Regions from separate parts of the Homo sapiens genome. Here regions 1 and 2 are each linked to region 3. The links are chromatin contacts, found by Hi-C or POLR2A ChIA-PET in ENCODE. All regions are on one chromosome and are shown on one strand. The core of a region is the stretch at or near the end of the contact, and the rest is flanking DNA. Distances in the headings are between cores, read along the strand shown. Region 1 holds the start of SLC30A1 (solute carrier family 30 member 1). Region 2 holds the start of LPGAT1 (lysophosphatidylglycerol acyltransferase 1). Region 3 holds the start of PACC1 (proton activated chloride channel 1).

The links. Hi-C counts contacts between places; a loop is a spot of excess contacts on that map. ChIA-PET counts read pairs that join two places held with the same protein, here RNA polymerase II (POLR2A). Pooled maps may share reads with other maps.
Region 1: a map of B cell shows a loop between it and region 3 (33-fold over the local background). The contact joins the promoter of SLC30A1 here to the promoter of PACC1 in region 3. A Hi-C loop is called at or near these places in 5 of 168 maps with a recorded cell type or tissue (B cell, CD4-positive, alpha-beta T cell, CD8-positive, alpha-beta T cell and 1 more), 4 of 37 single-sample maps with no recorded cell type and 12 of 50 pooled maps. POLR2A ChIA-PET finds 5 or more read pairs at or near these places in 1 of 52 experiments (K562).
Region 2: a loop to region 3 is called in a map of B cell, with 10 times the contacts of the local background. The contact joins the promoter of LPGAT1 here to the promoter of PACC1 in region 3. A Hi-C loop is called at or near these places in 4 of 168 maps with a recorded cell type or tissue (B cell, CD4-positive, alpha-beta T cell, CD8-positive, alpha-beta T cell and 1 more) and 11 of 50 pooled maps. POLR2A ChIA-PET finds 5 or more read pairs at or near these places in 3 of 52 experiments (GM12878, WTC11 and activated CD4-positive, alpha-beta T cell).

The regions. Positions count from the first base shown.
Region 1 is chr1:211,576,530-211,580,845 of GRCh38, forward strand. It overlaps SLC30A1 (solute carrier family 30 member 1), which reads right to left and starts at 2,632. Exons shown (of 2, transcript NM_021194.3): 1 at 1,462-2,632. The coding sequence starts at 2,083. RefSeq lists silencers at 1,262-1,611, 2,112-2,421, 2,662-3,221 and enhancers at 1,722-1,831, 1,804-2,305, 2,306-2,805.
Region 2 is chr1:211,829,513-211,833,347 of GRCh38, forward strand. LPGAT1 (lysophosphatidylglycerol acyltransferase 1) reads right to left here and starts at 1,251. Exons shown (of 8, transcript NM_014873.3): 1 at 1,061-1,251. LPGAT1-AS1 (LPGAT1 antisense RNA 1) reads left to right here and starts at 1,449. Exons shown (of 6, transcript NR_135820.1): 1 at 1,449-1,528; 2 at 1,744-1,900. RefSeq lists a silencer at 676-1,435.
Region 3 is chr1:212,412,671-212,416,703 of GRCh38, forward strand. PACC1 (proton activated chloride channel 1) reads right to left here and starts at 2,216. Exons shown (of 8, transcript NM_018252.3): 1 at 2,052-2,216. The coding sequence starts at 2,087. RefSeq lists a silencer at 1,868-1,927.

The DNA of each region.
Region 1 (4,316 bases), core at 1,382-3,881, 840 kb before region 3:
CCTCCTCTCCAAAATAGTGTATATTTTCTATGGGGGTGGAGTCCTGCAACCATTCTGCTATACTTTATGGTATATACAAAGGAAAACATAAAATTGAATGCTAACACCAAAATTAAATGCAGCTAGGAATAAGTCTACTAATACAAAATACCTGATTTGACACTCGGGCACTCTCTAGTCACTCTTTGTCACTGAGGCCAATTGCTTGAGAATAAAACCAATTTTAACTTTTAAACTTTTATTATGAATATAAAAGTTTCTTGGTAGGGGGGTTTAAAAACTGACAAATCAACAATAAAAATCAATAATCACAGAGATTATTAGAAAAATTGAAACTAAATGACTACCTGCCCTACTAACTTTTAAATCAAAAGTATTGATCTTTTCAAAAAGTATTGATCAAAAGTATTCAAAAAGATAAAAAGTATTGATCTTTTGAAATTACACACCAGAGAAACTTAATTTTCTTTGGAATAACACCTTGCCGAGTGGAGTGAGAGGAAAACCAATTACTTATTAAACCTTTCCAATGTACAACTTGAATTTCACTAACTTCATATTCTGCACTCGAAAAGGAAAATTATGTAGCATAATTTATAATGATACAAGGTAAATAAACGTAAGTGAAGGAAATAAGACCAAATTGTTAAGCACCATTGAGCTTGGGTAGTAGGACACTGGTTGAGTCATTTCCATCTCCTTTCTTTCAACATTTATTTTCAAATTTCCTTCAAGAGCACTTAATGTTAAATATAAAAAGCATCCACTAAAAATATAAGATGAATAAATTACCATCACTTTTAGTTCAGTACGATTATGAAAAGTCCTGGGAAAATGTTAAACATGCCCAGACAGGTCCTAAATCTATGATTTCCAGGATTAGGGATCAATTAGCTGAAGCATACACTGCTGTTCATAAAAGAAACCTTTAACCAGGGTTTACACGCTCTGAATGCATATTATGAAACGGAGTTCAATGGGCATAAGAACTACTTTGGCAGAGCAAGGTTTCCAGCACCCAACTACTGGGGACGAATTGGGGATTCTCTCCGTTTCCCAAGAGGGCCAAGGAATTGAATTGGGAAGCATTTCTGACGCTGTTATAACCATAACCAGACAAGTCTCCAGCAAAGTTGCTGCAGCCTGTAAAGACAGCCAAGTGCGGGTGTGGACTGCAGCGGGATGATGATCACCTCCTGACCCTTTTTCTTAGGGTCTGACCCACAGCCCCCACCTACAAATATGCCAGACGCGTCGCCGGCTCCTTGCACCCGACTGAGGGGGTTCTGATTTCCTGGAGCAGCAGCGGGGCGTGTGCAGGACGGGGAGGGAGCAGGCAGGGGCGGCGCGGCGCAGGCCCGCTCGGGCAGCAGGGGGCGTGCGGGCCACCCCGCCGAAGGCCAGGCGAGGCTCTGGGCACCCCAAACCCAACCACCTGCGGCAGCGACTTTCCCGGCTCACCTGCGGGGTCCAATTTCAGCCCGTTGGAGTTGCTGGTATTGGCCACCAGGGTGTTGGTCTCCTCCTGGTCGGGACCCTGCTCGCCCGGGGCCACGTTGATGTCGCTGCTCCCGGGGCGGGTGCTCTTAACGCGAGGCCCCTTGGGGAGGCCGTGGCCGTGGCCGTGACCCCCGTGCGAGTGGCCGTGGCCGGAGTCCTGGCTGAAGCCGCTGTGATGGTGGAAGAGGCAGAGCCCCAGCACGTTGACCAGCAGCCCGGCCACGCCGACCCCAAGGACCACCAGCGGCTGCTGCATCTCGTGCGGCTCGATGAAGCGCTCGATGGCCTCCAGCAGGATGGCGAAACAGAGGCCAGTCAGGAAGATGGCGTTCACCAGAGCCCCCATTACCTCGGCTCGGATCCAGCCGAACGTGTTCTTCTGGGTGGCGTGGGTCCGCCGGGCGAAGCGCTCGGCCACCAGCGCCACCACCAGCGCCAGCACGTCCGACAGCATGTGGAAGGAGTCGGAGAGCATCGCCAGCGACGAGGTCACCCGGCTCACCACCACCTCCAGCACCATGAACATGAAGGTCAGCGCCAGCATGCACAGCAGCCGGCCCCGGTTCCGACCCCAACACCCCATGGCTGCGGCTGCGGGGCCCGCCGAGCCCGGCCCGGAGACTGGTGCAGCGGCGGCGTTGGCGGGACGCGGAGGGTCGGCGACCGCGACACGGAGGAGCGCCCGAGTCGGGCCGTTCGGGAAACCGCTGAGGGGCCCCCGCGGCCGCACGGGGACAAGCCCGGGTCAAGCCGCCGAGCCCCGCGCCTGTGGGCGTTCTCCGCCAGCCGGCGGCGCCGCGCCGCGCAGCTCCTCAGGCGTCCGTCCTCAGAGCCGGCGCCGAGGCCCGGCTCAGCCTCAGCAGCCCCCACACCCAGGCGGCGGCGGTGGCGGGGAGCTGGGCTCCCGGAGCCGGGGTACCAAGAGCCGCAGCCGGAGCAGGAGCAGGAGGGCGGCGGGCGAGGGCGGCAGGAGAGGGCGACGGGCAGCTTCGCGCCGAGAAAGCTCCGAGCATCTGAGGGCTCTGCTTGCTGGTCTCCTCTGCGGCGGCTGGACTGAGGAGCGGATGGCTGAGGAGCTAGAGAGGCGGCGGCCACGGCAGCTGCACTCGGCCCGGTCTCGGGCGCCTTCTTCGCCCCCCCGCCTTTGCAGACGGTTTACAAAAAAACTTTGCTTTGCACTCGGAACCCCCGTTTTCACACGGACCCGAGCGTGACAAGGCCTTGCCGCCCCGCCCACCAGGCCCGGCACGCTTCCCCATTGGTCAGGACCCCCTCACGACAGCCTCGGCGTCCCGCCCAGCCACGCTCACTATTGGATGGAGCCTCGGAGGGGCGGGAAGGGGGCGGGGTCGCGGCTCCAACAGATAGGGGCGGGGCCTTTTCCTCCCGGAGCCGGGCGTGGGCCGGGGGGCCGTGGCCGGGTGCAGCGGCGGGCGAATTGGGGGCGCGGGCCGCGTGCAGCGGGAGGGGGAGGGGCTGGCCGGGTCCCCTCGGGTGTGGCGGAGTCCTGGCCTGCGGACCATCGCAACTCCCAGCACACCTGCGGGGGCCGGGCTGCAAAGTCTGCAAACAGACTTTGATCCTCCGAGCCCAGTCCACGTGGGGGCGGGCCGCGCGGCGGCTGTGTGACAGCTCGGCGGCGGGGGAGGGGCCGGAGGGGAGCCCCTGAGCGCGGGGCCCTCGAGTACTCGGTCCTGTCGGAGGAGGCCGACAGACGCATAAACAAGTGCGACTGTAACTTGGGACTCTGCTGGACGCCGAGCTGAGGAGTTAGTCCTCCCGAAGGTCTGCTAGGGGCGTGGACCGAATCTTTGTACATGTTTTGGGAAAGCCAGTTTCTCCTATCACCATCAACCCCTGGAGACCTTGTGTGAACTCAGGTGTCTGTCACTGATTATCTAAGGACAGTTCAGGGTACAGACTTCAGGCAGGAGAAACCTGGGCTCTGCTCCTTGCCTTGTCAATAGCCAGCTGTGTGGCTTTGAGCAAGTCACCTAATCTCTCTAGACCTGTTTCCCCATCTATAAAGGACTGGACAAATGCAACTCTGAAGATCCCCGTCTGACTCCAAAATTCTAAGGCTCTATGATTTAACATTTATTTATAGACTACACACGGTGGAATCTTGTGCTGGTTGCTATGGGGAGGTGGAGGGGCAGTAAGAATACAAAGGAACGAGTTTCTGTCCAGGTGGAGGTAAAATATAAACACGACATTTTAAAATTACGATGGAATACTCTTGATAAATTGTGCTATTTTAGACTGAATACATAAGCACTGTGTTGTGGGTGGAGATGAGTTGATCTGGAAAGGAACAGCTTGCCCATCTAAGGTGGGGTGGTGGCTGGAATCAGAGTGGCTTAAGCTGGACCTGAAAGGCCTCACCACAGCCCCTGCGCAGCAGAAGGACCTCCCCACCCACTGCCCTAGATTACTACTGGACAAATGCAGTGCCAGCTATTGCCTGGAGATGTGTATACAAGGCTTGTTTGGAGCTGTTATTTTGCATTGTTTTGGTATTCTTGTAATTCCTATGAAATTTTTTTCACTTGTATGTAGTGTGTTTCTAGTCTCCCCATCCAGACTGGAGAGCTGGATCCTCACCTTCTGTTTCTGTTTTGCTGGAATATAAAGAATGGAGGAAAATTTTCAAGACATTATTAAGGAAAAAATGATAGAATTTGATGATTAATTGGGTATTGGGAAGGAGGAAGCTAGGTAGGAGAACAAAGATAGTTATAATGTTTCTAACCTGACAAGGAAAATACTGCCTTAAACAGGTGAGGAAGTTGGGAAGGGAGGCCAAGAAGCTGATT
Region 2 (3,835 bases), core at 1-2,500, 580 kb before region 3:
AGGTCAAGGGAGCTGTTCACCGAGGCACGAAGTATGTCACAATATATTTAGCAAATGATAACACAATTCCCATTCAGTAATCGGTGGCCGTCCCCGCACCGTGTCTCACTGCGGTCGTCTATTGGACTTAGAAAAATAGATCCACTCGCTTCAGACAACCTCAGGATCTCCAAACTGAAGACACAAGTGACATGACCGAAACAGGGTCCCCTCAATAAGATTTCCCAGATACTGAGGACCTCAGTCTCCTCACCACCACGATTCCTGCACACCGATGCATTCCTTTAAAAGGTCTCTGGCTCTAGCGAAGAGTTACCCTCAAAATTCTCATTTGTAGCAATAGGGTTTTTGTTTCCCTTTTTTTTTTAAGAAAAAAAATGGGGGGCCTAGAAAAAAAGCTTACAAGGTGAGAGGAAGAAAGTAGGGGGTTATAATGCGAAAAAGAGGAAGGACAGGAGTAGGGGGAAGGGAGCAAAAGCCAGAAAGAGGTAAAAGCCAAGGAACTGGGGATGAAGAGAATGAGATTTCCGACCAGAGGGCAAGGAAGCAGGGGATGATGAAAGGGGCAGAGAAGAGGCGACCGCAGCGCGGGGAGCCGGTGGAGCCTGCAGCGGTTTCCGCGGATGTGGAAGGGTCGTGGCGGCGGGCGCGGCCCGCGCGCCGGGCTCACCTCGGCGGGCGCGGACGGCGGGCGGCTGCGGAGAGCGGGGGCGGGTGTCCCCCGCCGAGGGGTCGCGGTCATGGACGCGGTGGCGGCCCAAGCGGCCCGAGGCGCTGCGCGAGCGGGCGCGCTGGCGCCCTACTCCCCTCGCGGCTGCCTGCGGACAGAGGGACGGCGGGGACTCAGAGGCCGGACCTGTCACCCGGGCGGGTCCCGGGGAGGCGGGCGGATGCCCCGCGCCCCCGCCTCCTCCCCGGGGCCTACCGCGCCCTCGTCCCTCAGGCCGCTGCCGCCTCCCCGGGCCACGCGACGACGACACCCCCTTCCCCGCCCCCAGCGCCTCCCCTGGCCCGGCTCCGCTGCCGCTCTGGGGCCTGCGACCGCGGAGCCGGAGGTTACCTCGGGCTGGCCGGGCCCCAGCCGGGGCTTTGGGAGTCAGAGGAGCCGGAAGAATGCATGGCCGGCGGCGGGGCCGGCGGAAGAAGGCGGTGGCGGGGCCCTGCCCCGCTCCGGCTGTGGCGCGGCCCGCGCCCGTTCCCCGGCGGCGCCGAGACTCGGTCCCCAAGGGCCCGGCCGCGTTCGCCCGGACTGGCGGGGAGGGGCGGCGGGAGGAAGCGGCGGGAGTCGGGACTGCGGCGGAGCCGCTCCCACAGCGCCCTCTAATGAAAGCGCCGCCGCCGCTGCCTGGCCCGCTTGCCCCGCCTGGCCCGCTCCCCCTACCCCTGCGCCAGCGAGTCGGGGCCCTCGGGGCTACCTGGACGCTCGGCCAGGACCTCAGTGAGTCCAGAACATACTGAGGGAAAGGGCCGCTCGGAAAGATCTAGGAATGAACACCCATCCTCACACCCCAGGAGTGCCTTGGTTTCAGTTGAGAGCCCCCTTTCAGCCAACACGGCCGCCTTTCATTGTTAGGGCTCTCTTCTCTGCCCAAACTAGGAACCTGTCTCCTTGACGGCTAAATGTCCACTTTTCATTCTTAATGAAACCCGGTTGCACTCATGGCTTTTCTTCTTAACCTCTGCAGTGTATTATTGTCTAGAGTTTCAAATTCATTCTTTTTACGGTCAAAAGTCTTGTTTCAGGAAAGCAGCTGGAACATTAATGGCAATTCCACTTTCCCATTCATCGCCCCCGCCCCCACCACCCCACCAAGAAACTCAGTGGGAATGAATGGTCTACACAGAGAAACTGAAATCTGGTTAGTCAAGAAGGAAAAAACAACCAAGTGCCTGGCATTAAGTAAGTACTCACCCGCCCGCCCTCCCCCGCCCGCCATAAAAAGAAAAACCGAAAAGACAAAAAACAGTGGCCATGGGAACTCCTAGACAGACCCCGTCACTTGGGATACTATAGCTGCATTCTGGTTCAAAGGCTGGACCACCTGAAGGAAAATAGAGAAATAGTCCATTGACCTACCCCCTTGAGCATTCTTAAATGATCTGCCTAAATTTTAGTTTTTAAAAATCCTGTTTATAAAACCTTATGTCCCTTAAGCACATTTGTAAATGGAGGGGATGGGGCAGGGCAGATTTCACACTCCCTAGGGAACTGCCATATTTGAATCAGAATGCCACCTATTCTGCCTATTTTGAAAATGTTCATCACAGCGTTTGCTCTGGACTCTCAACTTTCTCTAATTTCAGTTCCTCTTAGGTCCACAGGTGAAGGAAAGATATGCCCCATTCTATTCCTTGCATTCTCTCTTTATTGACAAGGTAGTAAGATCTTTAAATAAATCTCATGAGAGAGATAATATATATACTTTATTATTCAAAATATGTCATTATATTCTTCAGTAAGATAGGTGAGGTACATATTTATTTCCACAATCAAGAATAAACTCTAAGGATTCCATCTGGTCCATGCAATTCAGCTTTCCCACATGCTGCGTAAACGTTGGCTGACACCTGGAGAGAGATAACCTACAATGGGATTTACACGTGATTCCTGGATCAGGGACCATCTGCCAGAGGACCAGACACAGCAGCACTTGATGAAATGCAATTAGTACCAGGCCCAGAATTCATTTTCAGGCTCAGAAAAGAGCCAGAGGTTGGGCAGGACCTCTGGCTCTTTAGTGTACAAAAACAACACTTGAAGTGTCTACCAAAGAGACAGATTCTTCAGCATCATACCAGAACATTTTAATAATCTAGGTCCAGTGGACCTGAGAACCTGCTTTTTAAAAAGCGTCATAGGTGATTCTGATGCAAGTAGTATGCAGACCTTGCTTTAAGAAACCCTGACTTAGAGGTATTCTGAGATGATCACATTCTCTTCTAGACCCTTCATAATTTTAAATCATTTGATCATATGTGTTCTCATGTGTGTTAGTCAGCTAGAGCTGCCATAACAAAATACTGCAAACTGGGTGGCTTAAACAACAGAAACTTATTTTCTCGAAGTTCTGAAGGCCAAGATCAGAGATCAAAGTGTGGGGAGGTCTGGTTTCTTCTGAGGCCTGTCCCCTCGGCTTGCTGATCACCATCTCTCATTGCAGAATTCTGCCATTTCAGTACCTCCTTATGGAAGGAGTAGGGAATACCTAATCTCCTTGATCTTTTCAGATATCCTCATATTAACTGCTTCCAACCTCATTGGACTTTTCTTGAAACTCAACCAACAGTACAACACATTATGTTCCAGGTATAGATATGCCCTGGTTTTGTGCCAAGAGTGTAGGAGAGGGGTTATCTTCTTAACTTTCTGACCACAATATCAGTTTCAAGATAATTCAGCTGCTATAATAGATAAGAAACTGTTAGGGCTGACTTCTTAAGGGAACAATTTCAGATGATGCTTGTGTTTATTTCTTGCATTTCGAAGTTCGTTTTAGTTAGTTTTACCTTCCTCTTGCCTATACTACAATTTTTTTGCCCTGCCTCCTTTCAACCACTTAGGAAGCCTCCTGAGATTGTTCCATAGCCTATTTTATTGCACCATGGACAGAGAGATGTATGAATGCTCTGAATGACTGTAACAGGAAGATTGGAACAGCCAGTTCTCCAGGGTAGACTGTTCTGTGGAAAACAAGGATCTTCTTCAATGACTAGTTAGCTTCTAGTCCCCTATCCTGCTACCTTAGAGCCATCTTTATCAAAACACAAACATGAAGCCAACAATTTCAACACCTTCATGTACACTCCAATAGAGAAAAGAGGGAAATGAACAGAC
Region 3 (4,033 bases), core at 966-3,465:
GCCCTCCAAGCGGGGTAAGTGCCTATATTTTAATAAACATTTTATAAGCCCTGCTAGGCTGGCTATGTGTGGATGGTGAGGCACATGTTCCTGCTAAGCCAGGACCCCAAAGCATCCTGGACGCAGGAGCTGCCCACACCGTTAACAAGAGCTATCATTCACTGTGGGGTCACCATTTGCCAGACACTGAGCCAAGCGCTTTCCACACCAACTTATCTAATCCCCAAACAACCCTGGGAGGTAGGGACTTTTATTATCTTCATCTTTCAGACAAAGAAACTGAGGCTCAGAAAGTTATGTGACTCAATAAAAGTCACACAAACAGCAAGAGGCACAGCCAGGCACGAACGTGGGCTTTCTGACTTTTATCCACTGTGCTCCACACCCTATAAACCTAAAAACTTTCAGACACATCTCATTCCCCAGGATTCCCCCACTGTTTAGGGTACAGAATCTAGGGGTCATGGAATCCACAGCACTGGTTAAAATCCCTCAGACTCCTTTCAGACAAAGGAAACAGATGGAATAAAGGGGATGGGAGGAGAAATATAGAAATCTGTCCAAGGCCAGATTCCAGCCAAGATCCTACACTAAAAAATGGCAAGCCTTAGGCAAATCTCATCTGCCTTCAAGTTGGCTTCTCCCTCCACTGTAGGGCTAAGCCACCTGCTTTATATAGTCCACAAAGCCCTTCTGTGAATCAGTCTTTTACAAAGGGAGATATGTACAGCAGTAACTATTGACTAAGACAGAAGGCAGCAAGTTCATTATGAGAAGGACAGACAGAAATGCAGACGGGTCTGGAAAGCGGACCCCTATGGAACACATGGAACTTGAGGTAGCCCTTGACTTCTGGGGGCATTTTACCCAATGGAGCTTGGCGGAGCGTTGATGAAGGAATGGAGTGAGCACACGCACAGAGGCAGGAGCACATTTTAAAACTGAGTTTCCACTGTGCCAGACCCTAGGTGGGTTAGGAGGTGGCAAAGGTAATGGGAGACATGGCTGCTGTGCTGTTCAGAGCTTTGGGAGCCTGCTGAGAAGTCTGGACTGTTCTGGGCAGACGAAGGGCAGCGTCAGGTCTGAGAAAAAAGGAATGCTCCGAGGTGAAGGCAGGGCCTCAAGGCAAATCTGGAGAGTATAAGAGACTAAAGGGAGCGATGGTAACACAGTATCGCACTCAGAGGTTACAGCAAACACAGGGACACAAACTGGAGGAGGACCGACCTGGAACTGCCTGACTTTGGCCAATGAGGCGGCACGATGGAGGGGCACAGAAGAGGACGGTTGCCAAAGATGACCAAGGTTTGGGGGCCGAGAAGTGGAGGCGGAGGAGGAGAGCAGTTTCACTAATACAGCTGGAGAAGTGAGGAGGCAGGGCTTGCTTGAAGGAAGCGCTGGACGCACAGCCTGCAGCGCAGGACAGAGAAGAGACAAAGAACTGGAAAGTGATAAAGTCGTGGGAGGAGGTGAGACTGGAGGGAGAGACGAAGAGGAGCGAGAACTAGCAGAGTCCATGAAGGCACTTTTTCAAAGTTAGGTGGTCACCAAAAAACAGGTAATCAATCCTGTCACCAGCCGCGGGGACAGCGAGGCCTTGGGCTTGGAGGGGGAGGATGCCGACGATGCCGACCGCGCATCAGATCTCGCCGGGAGGAGGGCGCGGGCGCTCCACTTGTTGCAAAGAACGCCGGGTTCCTCTGGGCCATTGGGCTGCCGCTCCGGCGGGGAGCGCGGAAGGCTGGGCCTCAGGTAGCTTCAATCATTCACCTGCTGGTTACGGGTCGCGGCGCCGGGGACCCTACTCCGGACCTCGGCCATGCAACCCGCAGCATACGGAGAACGCTGGGCGCCCGCTCCGCTGCCCCGCTTCCTTCCTGCCCCTGGGCCGCTCCTCTGCACCCCGGGAGCCCTCCCCTGACGCACCCGTCGGTCCCTCGGAAGAGCCCTCTGCCGCGCAGCCCCGACACCCCCCGCCCCGCATCCGCCCAGGCCCCCGGGACCCTGCTCCTCCGCCTCAAACTTCCCTTCCGTCTCTCACAACCTCGTACCTCCTGGTAGGATGTGGAGCGCTCCTGCCGGATCATGGCACTGACCAGAGCTTCGGCACACCTGAGACCGCCCCAGCCCGCGGCGCACGGACGCAGCACTGCGGCCGCTGCACCTGGACCTACCGGCTCCGCGAGGCGAAACCGGTCCGGAGGGGCGTCCCAGAGACCAGGCGTGGCGATACTCGGCGCATGCGCCTGGCCGCTGCCGCCCAGGAGTCGCGAAAGTGTTGATGGGAAATGTAGTTCTGGGCGGGGGCGCCCCTCACACCAGCTCTCACCCCTGTGGCGGAGGCCTGCATGTGACCCTGGGCCAGCTAAGCTGGTCCTTAGACGCGTGCCTCTGCGTCTCTCACTTCCTCTCTTTGTTGGAGGGGGAGGGACGGAGAAGAGGAGTGGAAAGTGGAACAAAGTCAGATGAGTAGGAGCCCCTAATCTATAATTGCAAGAGGAAGCTTGGCCTGGCGGTTTAAAACGGTAATAAATGTCTGGAGAGCACTTTGTATGTTAGTTACAAAGCGCTCTCACTCACATTATGCCGTTGATTCTGCAAGGAACCCTGTAAGAAGGACATTTTTCTCCCTAATTTACAAATGAGGAAACTGAGGTACTTTGTTTCAGAAAGGATGCGGGTGGAGCGGTAATCAAATGAAGATTATTTCATCCAGGGGTAGACTGCGGAGCCCATGTTCTCTCCATTATTCCAGGGGCAGGAGTACCCCTAGGTTCTTGTCCTGGCTCTGACCCTCCCCTTTAGGTCTTGCAATGCTCTGAGCCCTCCTCTCCTCGCCTTAGAATGCAACTGCTAAACCCTGCCCTGCCTGACAAGGCCTATGAAAGCAGAAAGGAAGGATCGTGCAGAGAAAGCCTAAAGCCGCTGTTCAGCCACAGAAGAAGCCTCAAGCGCTAGATGTGGCGTCAAATCTGGTGTTGGCCCTGTGGCAGGGTGGACCTGAAGACCACATCTTCCTCTCCTCCCACTGCCTGAAACAGCTGTTGTGTGAGGGCCCTCGGCTCCTCAGTGGTGAAGCAGATAGAGGCTGCTTGTTGTGCCTTGGTGAATGCTGCTCTGTGTCCCTTGCAGCTGCAGCTTGGTAACCCCTCCACTCAGGCCACTGGGAGCCTCTTCTCTCCTCAGTGATAAGCAGAATAGTGCCAGCCACATCAAAGAACCCTGGACCTCCTGGAGCATTAGCAATGGGAGGTCCCCATCACCTCTCCTGACCACTCACCCCTATCCTAGGCCCTCTGCTCTTAAATCTGTTATATGGGACAATATATATAGTGCCTAACACATTGTAGGCACTCGACAAATGTTTGTTAAATTTATGAATGGAACACTGATTCCAGCCATTTCATTTAACAGTTGCTTACCAAAACAAATTAACAATAGCAGACCACTAATTAAATTCCTTACTGTGTTAATACAATGGTACTTGATAGAACAAGTTCACACCATCATAGAATATTAGAGCTGGAAGGAACCAGAGAATTCTATTCCAACCCTGTCATTCCTCTCTAGTCTTTGTTGGTGTGACCAAACTGGAAAATTATGGGCTCCCACATTTGAAGGAGATACTGGCTAATAAAATATAAAATATGGCTTAACAAATACAATGTGCTGGGCACTGGGATACAGAAATGGATAAGATACCCTTGGGTCCTGGCTTTCGTGGCTCTTTCATGCAACTGTGGAGAGACAGATCATAAACATGTAAATAATGTTCTGTCCTTGCAGCCCCCAAGTCCTCTCTCCCATTCCTTCATGAGCACACACCAGTCAGGCTTTACTCCCCTCCACTCCACTGGAACAGTGCTTGTCAAGGTCACAAGTGACCTCAGTGTTGTCACATCAGATGGCCATTTTCCCATCCTCCTCTTTCTTGATTTATCAGCCACAGTGGACTTGGCTGATCCTCCCTCCTCCTTGATACGCGTTCCTCCCTGGCTTCCAGGACACCACACACTCCCGGCTTGCTCCTACC